Linked DNA regions of Mus musculus: region 2 is linked to region 1. A link is a loop called in an ENCODE intact Hi-C map of the cell type or tissue named here. Cell type or tissue: left cerebral cortex. All regions are shown on one strand. Each heading gives the region's core, and the rest is flanking DNA. Links, peaks and the distances in the headings are about the cores only.

What was found. A loop is a pair of places that touch in the nucleus more often than their neighbours do. Peaks named below come from ENCODE experiments on the same cell type or tissue, not always from the same donor. Only the 100,000 strongest peaks of a DNase experiment are listed, where the experiment ranks them.
Region 2: a loop joins it to region 1, with 2.1 times the contacts of the local background. A loop is called at or near these places in 10 of 42 quality-filtered maps.

Annotation. Positions count from the first base shown.
Region 1 is chr3:87,856,401-87,862,745 of GRCm38, forward strand. It overlaps Prcc (papillary renal cell carcinoma (translocation-associated)), which reads right to left. Exons shown (of 7, transcript NM_033573.2): 5 at 5,731-5,874; 6 at 3,746-3,811; 7 at 2,503-2,946. The coding sequence ends at 2,860. Among named protein-coding and RNA genes, the nearest start is that of Sh2d2a, 13 kb to the left of the region's middle. In left cerebral cortex, for the core only: a CTCF peak has its summit at 3,625 (motif pointing left); a DNase peak (open chromatin) is centred at 3,609; H3K27ac peaks cover 229 bases.
Region 2 is chr3:87,792,762-87,798,184 of GRCm38, forward strand. It overlaps Ntrk1 (neurotrophic tyrosine kinase, receptor, type 1), which reads right to left and starts at 2,401. Exons shown (of 17, transcript NM_001033124.1): 1 at 2,172-2,401. The coding sequence starts at 2,383. Insrr (insulin receptor-related receptor) reads left to right here and starts at 4,190. Exons shown (of 22, transcript NM_011832.2): 1 at 4,190-4,747. The coding sequence starts at 4,663. In left cerebral cortex, for the core only: a CTCF peak has its summit at 2,994 (motif pointing right); a DNase peak (open chromatin) is centred at 3,006.

The DNA.
Region 1 (6,345 bases), core at 2,062-4,561:
TGAGTCAGATCTTCAGCCACGTCAGTCTCTTCCACTCTTGTCCTGGCCAGTGACAGTACACCTTTATCTTCAAGGACACTCACTGATGGTTTGTTTTGAGGAAGGATCTTACTCTAGAACCCATAAACCTCCTTCCTCTGCCTTCCAAGGGCTAAGACAGGATGCTTGTGTGGCCAGGGCCTTCTCCCCTTTCCCCCTTGACCGTTGCCGTTAGTCCATTAAGCACACATCATTTCTACAGCTCCTCTCTCTCTGATCCATTATCCATCTTCTCTTCCTGTTCATCGGAGGAAGCCTATTTTCTTTTCTCCTTTTCTCGACCCCGTGCCTTTTAGAAAGGGTCTCACCAAGTAGCCCTAGGTGCCCTGGAAATCAGCGATCCACCTGTCCCTGCCTTCCAAAGTATTGAGATTAGTGTGCCACCATACCTAGCCTACCTTTTGAATTTTGAGACTAAGGCTCACACTGTAGGCCTTAAATTTATGGTAATCCTCCTGCCTCTCTACCTTTAAAGTTCAGAAATAATAGGTATGAACTAACACACGTGCCAGCATTTCTCTTGGTGACTAAGAAATTCCAACCACCAAATAAAATGTCATCTTTGGTAGGATTAAAGAGTGACTTTCAAAAAATGTGGCTGGGAGCTGGTGAGGCGGCTTAGCAGATAAGAGCACTTGCCCTTACACAGGACCTGGGGTCTGGTTCCTAGAACCCACACATGGTAGATAACAACCATCCTTAACTCCAGTCCCAGGGATCTTGATTTCCTATCCTGACTTCCATGGACACCTGGCATACGCACATGAATACATGCAGGTACAACAACATATGCATAAATCTTTTGTACTTTATGTGTATGGATATTTTGCTGGTGTGTGTGTCTGAAGGTGCTGGGAATTGAACTCAGGTCTTCCAAAAAAGGTCAGCCAGTGCTATTTTAACCTGAGTCATCTCTCCAGTCTGGCAAATGTTTTAAAAATGTTTTTCTAGAGGGGGGCGTAGTGGTACATGCCTATAATCCCAGCTCTTAGGATACAAGATTTAGGTTTGGTCAGCCTCGGCTATATAGTAAACTCCAGACCAACCCAATTGCTGTAGTGACTATCTCAAAACACATTTTTTTAAAAAGGTAGATGCAGACCCCTTGAGAACTGAAGGTAAAAGGCCCACCTCCTGCTTCCCTGTAGGGTAAGGCACTTCCTACTACATCACAGTACAGACTCTGAAGAGAAGCTACTGAACAGACAGGGTGATAACAACACAGATGTGAAGAGCTGCACCTAGAGTACGCCAGGCCCAGAGAGCACCTGGCACAAAGGGCTCTCAAGATCCCCAATGGGAGGTGGACCTCAGCCCTGGCCCTGAACCTCAGTGGACACCGGGATATAGCTGGAGCTGATGCTCCCTGCTGAGAATGGCTGGATGTACACATCGGAACAACTACAGTCCCTGTGGGACTCAGAGCCCTGTCTGGCTCCAACCCGAAGTAGGTCAGATTTCAGATAAGCTGGTAGTTTTCCTGTAAGTGATGAAACCCTACAACGTACTTAATGAGAAACAGACGCCTCAACTTACCTCCGCACACAGAACCAGAAACTGAGATGTCTCAGTCTACCGGACCCTAGTCCCACCACAACCTCTTCAAACTGTTCCTCTGGCCATAGGCTTGCCTGTCGAGGCACGCTAAACACTACTAAACCCTACCAGGTATTTCCCACCTGCAGTGGGCCAAAGCCGGTGCCCTGCATAGCTCCTCTGCCTAGAACTGACAGGCTCGGGAGTCTTTATCACGCCATCACGCCATTCCTGAAGAGCAGGTAGGGCTCTCTCAGATCCCTGGCAGCTGACTCATGCACGCTGTACACTTTGTGATACTCCCTACTTGAGCCCTGCCTGAACTGAAAGGAAGACACTGCACTGCATACTGTCCCTGGTGTGCACATAGCACCTTACAGCTCCTAGCCCGTATTCCCTTCCATATTCCTCCCTCAAAACGCAGAGATCTTGACGTCTCCATGGAGAGCTCTCTAGCCTCCAACTTCGATGCCTAGCTTGCAGATTAACCTAGAGCGTGCCATGTGATGAACACAACTTACTCCAAATCAGTCCATGCCCTTGACCTCAGTGTAAATTTGATTCACTCTGGGGACAGGTTTTTTGCCAGAACCTGCTAGGTGTCCCTTTATATCTACTGTTTTTTTTTTCTTTGTGTTTTAAAGGTAGGGTCTTGTAACTCAGGCTGGCCTTGAACTCCTGAATGCTAAAATCACAGGCATACCGCACCACACCCACACTGACAAGTCCATCTTGAGACACCGAGGCCAGCAATACTCTGTACTTGGGATCACACACCTGATACCATCCTGTCCCAGGTAAGACACCAACAGGTCCTGGGTGGTCAGAGGATAACGTGGGCAAAGGGGGAAGCAAAGCACGGAGAAGCCCCTGGGGTGCGTGGCAGGGCCCTCTGCACAAGCTCAACTCTGAGATCCAGACACCTTGTAGGCAGCATCTGTCACACTCAATGTTTTATTTCAACAGACATCCCTGTTTAAAAAAAAAAAAAAAAAAAAATGGTGGGAGAGTTCACCATTTCATCACTCCCTGCTGCAAGGAGCACAACTCCCAACCAAGGCCGTAGATCCTCGGGGCAGCGCTCCAGTCTTTCCAGCCCAGCACAGAAAGGAGCTGCATTTTTTAACTTGTTAAGAAAAATCTATCAAATATGTTCCTTCTCCAGAGCTAAGGGCTGAGTCCTCAGGGTAGAGGTCCTGGACTTAGAGCAGCTGGGGTCCTGGAGGTGATGCTGGGGCTGGGCCTCTGTGCCAACGGAGATCCTGGGCCATCAGTCCCTGGGCCCTAGAATCCATATTTGGCTTGGGTCTGCCGGCGACTGAGCTTGTTTTCTGACCAGGTGTTCTTCAGCTCCAGCTCCCGCTCCTTAGCCTATAACACAAAGGAGGGGTTGGGAGAGTCACAGTGGGCACACTGACTAGGGATCACACCCACAGCCTTTGGACACACTAAGCTCACACTGTACCACTGGACATCCCAGACCCAGATTGTTTTGTTTTGTTTTTTTTAAATAAAACAGATAAAGTTGCTATTGAAAAAGCCTTCTGGGGACTCAGTGAGTAGAGGTGGCAGCCACCAAGCCTGATATAGCTGAGTTCAACCCCTGGGACCTGCATGGTGAACAGAAACAACAACAACAAAAACAGTGAAATTTTCCTGACCGCTATACTCACATTGTGGTACACATCTATGTAAATACAGACACACAAACAATAAATAAAATGTACTAATCAACTTCAATAAAAAGGATGGGGCTCAGATGGTAGAGTTCTTCCAGGAAGCACTCAGTTCTATCCCTAGCACCTTGGAAACCAGAGAGACACATGCCCATAACATGCCATAAATCTCAGCACTCAAGGGGCAGACCCAAGGGAATCAGAAGCTCAAAGTCATCCTAGGCTGGAATGCTTGAAACCCTGCCTCAAAAAACCCCAAAAGAACCCTATAATACACTACCCTCTTACATAACATGATTTCACTAAATACCGGAACTAGACTCCTGTGAACCAGAGGCAGGGGGGAATGATATTAAGAACACAGCCTCCCCCTAGTGGCCACATGGAGAACAAGAGAGTATGCCTACCAAAAGGGTGGTGCCTGGCTCCGGCTGTATTAACTTCCCTCCCATCCCCAAGTTTAATGGAATGCTGTGAGCCCTGAGCATCCTCACCTGATGAATCAGATATGTGATCTGGTGTTTCCTCCGCTGCTGGCCAGTTGGCTGTTCACCTTTCTTCTACAAGAGAAAGTAAAAAGAAAAACAAAAAGCAGTCCTTAATTCACAGATGGAAAGACATAAATCTCTCATATGCCTAGACAGTATAAAGCTGACAAACTAAAGCATTAGACATACAGCCCAAATCTTTAGGGAGAACAAGGGAACTTGGAGCTGCTTTTGTGTCTGTATACTTATAAAGCTAACATTTTATTAGAGCCATTATGAAAAACAAATCTAAAATGAGAATGCTTGCTAGAAGCAGCCCATTAATCCCCAACAGGCTGGCTACTCTTTGAAGTCAGGGCAGGAGTCACTGTCTCTTTGATAACCCCACTCTCCCTCAAGCCCGCCTGTGGACACTAGCTTGTAGTGAGTCTAGGACAGCTTTTATACCACAGGCATGTGATCTGCTGACCTCTCTTCAGACTTTCTATCCATCTGCCTCTTAAACCTTCTTCATTTCTGTCCTCTTCTCTCCAGCCTGGGCAAATGTCTGGTCTGGCTCCTACCTACCACTTACTAAACCCTCATCCATCCATCATCTTTGACCGAATCTGTACTGTCCTATCCTATGACATGTCAACCACTTCCCTGGGACAACAAAGTTCACAAGCTCCTTCTTCCTCGATCTATCTTCCAACCTCCATCAGTAACTACATTCAACTCCAAACCACAGGTTGATGCGAACGATTTACTGTCAAGATCTATACTGGTCTGAGCTTTCACTGTGTGGTTTTTCTGTCCTCTGCCCGAGCTGTCTCGGGCTAGAAGCTTTCTCGCCAGCCCCACCCAACTCTCAGAACTCCTCCCCAGAGTCTCCTCAGCACTTATGTAATCAATTTGCACTGTAATCATTTACACTCAAGTGTCCTTAAATCTCATCCCAACTCTGCTGTCAACTTCTTGGGGAGAGAGGGGACTCTATCCTTTCTTCTCTTAAAAAGCAAGCTCAACAAAATGAAATGGGACAACACCCTGAAGCTGGGAAAAGACCAGATTCTAACACTGCTACTCAATGCATTACAACTGTAATTGTAACGTTACAACTGAAGGTGATACACACGGACGTTCATGCCTCCCACAGTAAGCACACACCAGCAGCTGCCTGTGATGATGCCTCTCAAGCCCAACCTAGCAAAGCCCTTTCTCCTAAGTGGTTTTTCCAGTAAACAATGATAGATCTATGCTGCTCTAACCACAATTCTTTGCTCTATCCTGTATGACCGCCAACATTCAGTTAAAATAAATGATGGGGGTCTGGAAGGCCATCTGTGACCATAGAACAAAGAAAAACCAAATTGGTGGTGGTGGGGTGTCATAAAATCCTCGACCTTGGTGTTGCTGGCATGCAGCTCATATCCAGCTACCCCACCCATGGCAAGCTCATAAGTATCCATACTATTCAGTTGCTAAGTGAAGATACTTTCAGCATACTGACTGAAGAAAATGAGCACAGGGACGGCCCTTAGTGTGGGAAACAAGAACAACCAGAGACAGAGGTTAGCTACAACAAACTATGGAAAAAGTAGCAAAAGAAGAGCAGCATGCTTGGGATCCAGGGCCTAGAACCTCTGAAGATCTGCTGTGCCCACTCCCCAAAGATAGGCTGAGCCAGCTCCCACATTAGTAGCATGGAGACTGGTGTGATTAGAGAGCATCTGTAGATGCTGGCTGGTCAGTGGGAAGAGACATACACAGCAGCTGGGAAACCGACCCAATCATTCATTCTCAACAACCAGAGCACACCAGCATCTGGACAGCTGTTAAATTCTGTAAAGTTCTGAAAGGCAAGCTTTGTTCCCATGAAGCTTGGTGTACACTTCATTCCCATGGGCAACAGTATTTGCTAAATATACAGAGGTATATTTAGAGAACAGTAGGTCAGATGAGGTGCAAGGCCTTCCAAGTAGGCCATCCAAATGGTCTTTCACACTTACTTTGCTGAAGGACTTCATGGTTTTCTCTTCTGTCAGTGACTTGGTCATCCACTGCTGAGCCCCACTGAGTTGGTCATCACCTTTGATCTCCACAAAGTTGATTTCCTCTCTCCCTCGGTTCCTCTTGCCCTGTAGCCGCTTAAACTGAAAAATAAAAGTCATCAAAACAGGAGTGCAGGTGTCTGGGAAGTGGGTGAGGAGAGCCGGAGACACTGCTAAGAACCCGCCTCTAGCCTAGAGTGCCCTTGGTTTCTCTCTGTGAAATAGATGTCTACTGGCTCCCATGGAGCCAGGTGAGGGCTGCTGCTCAGGAGGTCTCCTGGAGTCAGAGCCAGGGTGGCCAAGAGTATTTGTAGAGATCCATAAGTGCAAACCAGAAGACTGTTTGCCTGAAAGGTCTATTCTTCATTTCTGTTTTGGACATAACCATGAAGCCTCAAACTCAAAATCCTCCTGCCTCAGTCTCCCAAGGACTAGGATTACAACTTTCAAAATGAGGGTAGGGGGCTGGAGAGATGGCTCAGCGGTTAAGAGCACTGACTGCTCTTCTGGAGGTCCTGAATTAAAATTCCAGAAACCACATGGTGGGTCACAACCATTCATAATGAGATCTGA
Region 2 (5,423 bases), core at 1,529-4,028, 64 kb before region 1:
TGGGCTGGGCGGGGAGGAAAGAGACACAGATAAGGAGATGGAGACCCTGAGACAGAGATAAGGGGTGAGAACCAGGGAGGCAAAAGACAGACAGACAGAGAGCAAGCAGCCCTTGGGGTGGAGTGGCTGTGGGCGCAGTCCTATCTTGTAGTTCTGGCATCTTGGAGTTCCTGTGAACACACTCCCCTGTAATGACATGTCCTCTGTGGGGGCATGTCCATGGCCTCCTCTTTTCCCCATCCCTGCGTGTGCTAGGGGCTCTTGACTCACTAACAGTTCTCAGAACTCTTCCCCCTCAAAACCTTTGGTTCTTCCCCACAGCAACCCCTACTCTCTCCTCTCCAGCACTTTGCCAAACCAAGCAAGAAGCATAGAGCCATTGGGCGCTCCCCGAGCCCCTCCTTAATCGTGAGGGACCCAGGAAGGGAGAGAGGATCCTGGAGTGGATGGACTCACAGATAAGGAGATGGAGACCCCAAGACAGAGATAAGGGCTGAGAACCAGGGAGGCAAAAGACAGACAGACAGACAGACAGACTTGTTTGGGAACTTTCCCTTGGCTTAAAAAAAAAAAAAAAGGAGTAAGGGAACCAGTCAGTCCAAGGGACCCTGTGCTTCCCTGATCCCAGCCTTGTTCCCCATAGGATGGCTATGTGTCTGTCCTCCCCCTGGAGTTCTAAGGAATTGTTGCTAGCCACGTTGAGGGAGTCCAGATCCCTGTTCTGCCCCCAAGGGTTTCAAGCTATAGAGACCCAGGGAGTTGCTAAGAAGATCTATGTAGCCGGGTATGTGTGAGCTGTCAGGCAGTGTGTGTGCTTCATGCCGCCTCATTTGTTCAGATTCATAATCAATCTGTCTATTTGAGTCCATTAGCTCCCTGTTAGCTATGCGGGTGAGGGAGGAGGGAGAGGATTGTGCAGGAGGAGTTGGGAGGATCAGGCCCCACCCAGGGGGGTGAACATTTCAGCTCACCACCCTGCCAGCCTCTTCCTCAATAATCTAGGCTTGCCCACTACCCCTGTCCCTGGGCTGGACTCCCTTGGAGTCTTGAAAGGCTCTGAAGAACGAGAACATTGATGGAAACAATCAGGAGGCTGGACTCTGGTTTGAATGGACAGGCCGGGGAGTAACCATCTAGACTTCAAACCCCATCCCATCCTGCAGGAGCCTAGACCCAGACCAAGACAAGGCCATCTCCTCTCTTCTTGGTCTCCCTAGGGCCATTAGAAAGAGATTGAGTACCTCCGTTAATTACCACAAGATGCCCGAGTAACTCGGTGCCAATCACTGCAGGCTGCTAGCTCCACCAGCGTGCAGAATACTCAAGTATTTTCCAGCCATCACTGTGTGATGCGGAGTTCCTTCAGGTCAATTATACTCTCAAAGGTCTCACTAGCTGCTACAAAGTACTTGAGTATTTTGTAACCGATTATTGCACATTGTCTAAGTACTGCAGAGCTGAAGGTTCCTCCCAGCTCTGGACCTGGAAAATGGGAAAATCACTCAGCAACAGCCCTGACTCCCTGATACAAGAAGGGAGACAAAGGTGAAAGGAGAGATGGGTGAGCAGAGAGAGAAGCAAAGGGGTTTCGTTCCCTGCTTCCCGCATCCAAATCAAGGAGACTTGTGGTCAGTGGAAAGGAAAAAAGAGCTCAGACACCAAGCTGGTTCCTCACCATCTCCCACCAACTCCAGCTCAATCACAAATCCAGAGAAGAGCTGGATTCCCTGCATGACAAGGAAGAGGTTGGGGGCTGGCTTCCCCCTAAGTAAAAGAAGATAGCAAAGGTGCCACACTGCCAAATTCTGCACAGCTAACCACTCCTCCATGGGCTTAGGAACTTGGGCTCTTGATTGAACCCCACAAAAAGGTTCTTATCCTAGATCGCTGGACCAATGCCTAATCCACCTAGTTTCGGTCTTGCTCTACCCCAAACCAGCACCACAGTTAGCTACCCTTAATCCTGAGCGACATCCAGACAGTGACTGCGCGGCTCTGCCAGGGTGGTGGCAGCGGGAGAAGCCGCCGCAGCACAGCCAAAGGCTACACGTGCCAGTCTCCTACAGCAGCCAAGCCTGACCCCTCAAGCCAGAGGTGAATGAGTGCGCGCCCTCGGGGAAGGGCTGTGCCCTCCTGACCCCGCACCCCTCCCCCGAACGACACACACTCACAGCTCCGTCAGGTTCCCGGCGCCCCGCAGGCCGCGGAGGGTATCCAGGGACCCTGCCCTGGTGCAGCGCAGCCCCGAGGGGCCCACGGGACAGCAGACCTCGCGACAGGATGCGGCGGAGGCACAGGCCAGCATCAACGAAGTCATCAGACTGCCTAGCCCCGCGGCCGGGCGATGCCAGCCCAGCTGCCCGAGCCGCTGGCCTCGCAGCATCGCGGCGGCGCCCGCCTTGCTCGGGCCGCGCAGCCGTCCGTGCGCTCCTAGCTGCCGCCGCCCGGCCTCGCGCGACACGTGCGCGGGGCGGTGTTAAAGACTAGCCACCAGGAGAGGGCGGCACCCACGGCCCCGCCCCGCCCCGCCTGCCAATGCCCCCAGTGCCCCCTCCCCTTTTGAGGCCCTAATGCCAGCTCGCCTTCCTAATGTCCCTCGCGGCTGCAGGAGACCTGGGGCGGGGGGCTGCCATAGATTGCCTCACAAGTGTCTTCTGAGGCTGGGGGAGCTAGGAAGCTGATACCTTATTTCTCACAGTAAAACAGCTGCATTTTCAGATTTGCGGGGAAGTGGAGAAATTGAGCAAGGGAAGGGTTGAAGTCCAGGTCATCCCAGCCAGCCTCACGGTGCACTTTACTTAAGAGGGTGTGCATGTCACTTGGAATAAGTTAGGTGAACGCTCTCCAGACCCTAGTAAGGAAAGGGAGAGGGCCTCAGCATGGCTGGATGCAGAACCTGGGGAGAAAAATAGTGGGAGAGAAGAGTCCTTAGAACACAATTGGAGGAAGATTGGAAAGTGGAGACCTCTCGGTCCTCAAAAGACCACAGGGTGGCGCTAGAAGCCCTCGCGCCCGGCGTTTGCGCTCGGCCTGGGGCTTCGAGGGCGGAGAAGAGCAGTTCTGAGCCTTTCTAAGCTGTGCCTCTGGTCTTAGGGTCAGTTCCCAATCCTAACCATCCATCTGGGGCCCCAGAGCCGAGCCATGGCCAGGCAGACCAAGCTTGGCATCGATCGCCGTCCTGACAAGAGCATCGATTTCTGTGCGGAGAAATTAATAGATCTCTTAGTTCTTCGGACGTGGGAGCTGGGAACCATCGGCTCACGGTATTTGTGAACCTGGGAAGTCTCAGGCCCAGCATCCAGGCCACTAAATGGCAAGTCTTGCGCAATGGCCTTCTTGACTGCACGTATAAGTGTCGCGTTTAAGAGATCATCCCATCATGAATTGTCCTCCAAGTGGCCCCGAATAAGTACATATATAGAGACCCACTAAGCATCCTGAGTTCTTAAAAGTAACCAAATGGAGCCAGGCAGTGGTGGCACACGCCTTTAATCCCAGCACATGGGAGGCAGAGGCAGGCAGATTTCTGAGTTCGAGGCCAGCCTGGTCTACTTCCAGGACAGCCAGGGCTACACAAAGGAACCCTGTCTCGAAAAACCAAAAAAAAAAAAAGTAACCAAATGAAGGAGGAATCTCACAGAGAGAAGAACGACTCGTCTCCTAGGGATTTGAGCCAAAACCAAGGGATTTGACGGGGACATACCCCGCGCCAAGGAAGTATGTTCAAAGTAGCCTCGGGAGGCTGGGAAGGGCTGTGAGAGGCGAAGTGGTGAGGTCGAAGTGGTGAGGTCTTCAGGTTTCACCAGTGGAGTCCGACCTGTCCAGGCTGCGGGAAGTTACCCCGCAGATGTCAAAACACCTGTTGGACTCCAGAACTCCCCTGCAAATCAAGCCAGGGAGCCCAGCCGCTCCCTCCAGATCTGCAGCGAGCGGGTTGGGGGGGTGGGGATGGGGGAGAGAGGGAAACTGAGACAGAGAGAGGGGTTCCAGAGCTCAGTTCTTGGCCCCCAACCTTATTTCCCCAACACATCTGTCCCCCACCTCCCTCAGTTGACAGGCTAAATATTTTCCCTTGACTTGGTGGGAGGGGCGGAGAGAACAGAGAAGTCGGCGGGCGGCGGCGTAAACCAATCCGTTTCTGGAAAGGGCGGGAGCTGGGCGAGGTCCCTGCCTTTCTGCCCCACCAGCCGCGGCCGGTCGACCGAGAGTGGAAGTCTGCATGTCCAGGAGGTCCGCGGAGTGTCTCGGGGTGGAGTGCTGCGGGTGTCTCGGGACCCCGCTGCCGCCCCTTGGGGCACTCCCGGGGCTCACCGGGGGCTTCCACTCTGCCTCCCCTCAGGACTGCCTGGACTGTCTGGATCTTTGTGTTCTGAATCATCCTCCCTCTGGATGCCTCTCTGAGGCTCCTCCACTCCTATCTGCATCTCTGTCCCAGTATCTGTCTCTGGACCACACTGAGGCTGTCTCTAGCTGCTTGTCACAGGCTTTGTTTCCTCTGTTCCGAAATTCTTTTCTATCTCCCGCGGTCTCTATTTGAGATCTCTAATCCCTTTGCCTTTGTGTGTCGTCGTCGTCCCCACCCCTGCCACTTCACACTGGAACCTGGGTCTGCATCCTCCTTTCTCCCTGGAGGATACCTGGAAGACAACCAGGGCTGAGGTCATGGCAGTGCCTGCTCTGTGGCCCTGGGGAGTACACTTGCTTATGAGCCTGCTGTCCTTGGGATCTGGCCTGGACACACTAGAGGGTGAGTCCCCAGCAACGTCCGTCTAACCCCCATCTCCCTCCAGAACACCTATACTTAACTTAGTCTTTGGTTGGTTGGTTTTGGTGTCTCCAGACAGGGTTTCTCTGTGTTACCCTGGCTGTCCTAAAACTCTATCTGTAGACCAAGCCGGCCTTGAACATAGAGATCCACCTGCCTCCACCTCTCAAGAGCTGGGGTTGAAGGTGTGCAGCACAACTGATTCCTAGTTAGTCTTTATTGGGACGGGAAGACGAGGATCAGCTCTCAGAAGGACTTTTTGCCAGCTAGAACTGTTATATGAAGAGTTTTCTCTCTCAGCTCCCCTAAGAGGTTAAGGAGTTAGAAATGGAACGAACAGATGTTCTTCAACTCACGGCTGTTAGTGAAACCGCGATCCCAGTAAAGTCTGAGTTTAAACCAAAATGAGACTGAGAATTGGAGGTTGCTTCTAGGGCCACTGACTGATAAGAGGCAGGCTGGGATCGAAGCTGAAAACCAGGCACCATTAAGCAATTTGACTTACTGTGTGGATTGTAGGCTCAGAGACAGGAGAGGCAGACCCAGGGCAAGTCCTGAGCTCTGGCACCCCAGGCTTTCATCTGTGTTGGTGGGGACCCTGGGGTCCCACTGTGGGCAGGAGGGCTGTCTGAGAGAGGACTGCCTCTCCTCCGTAACT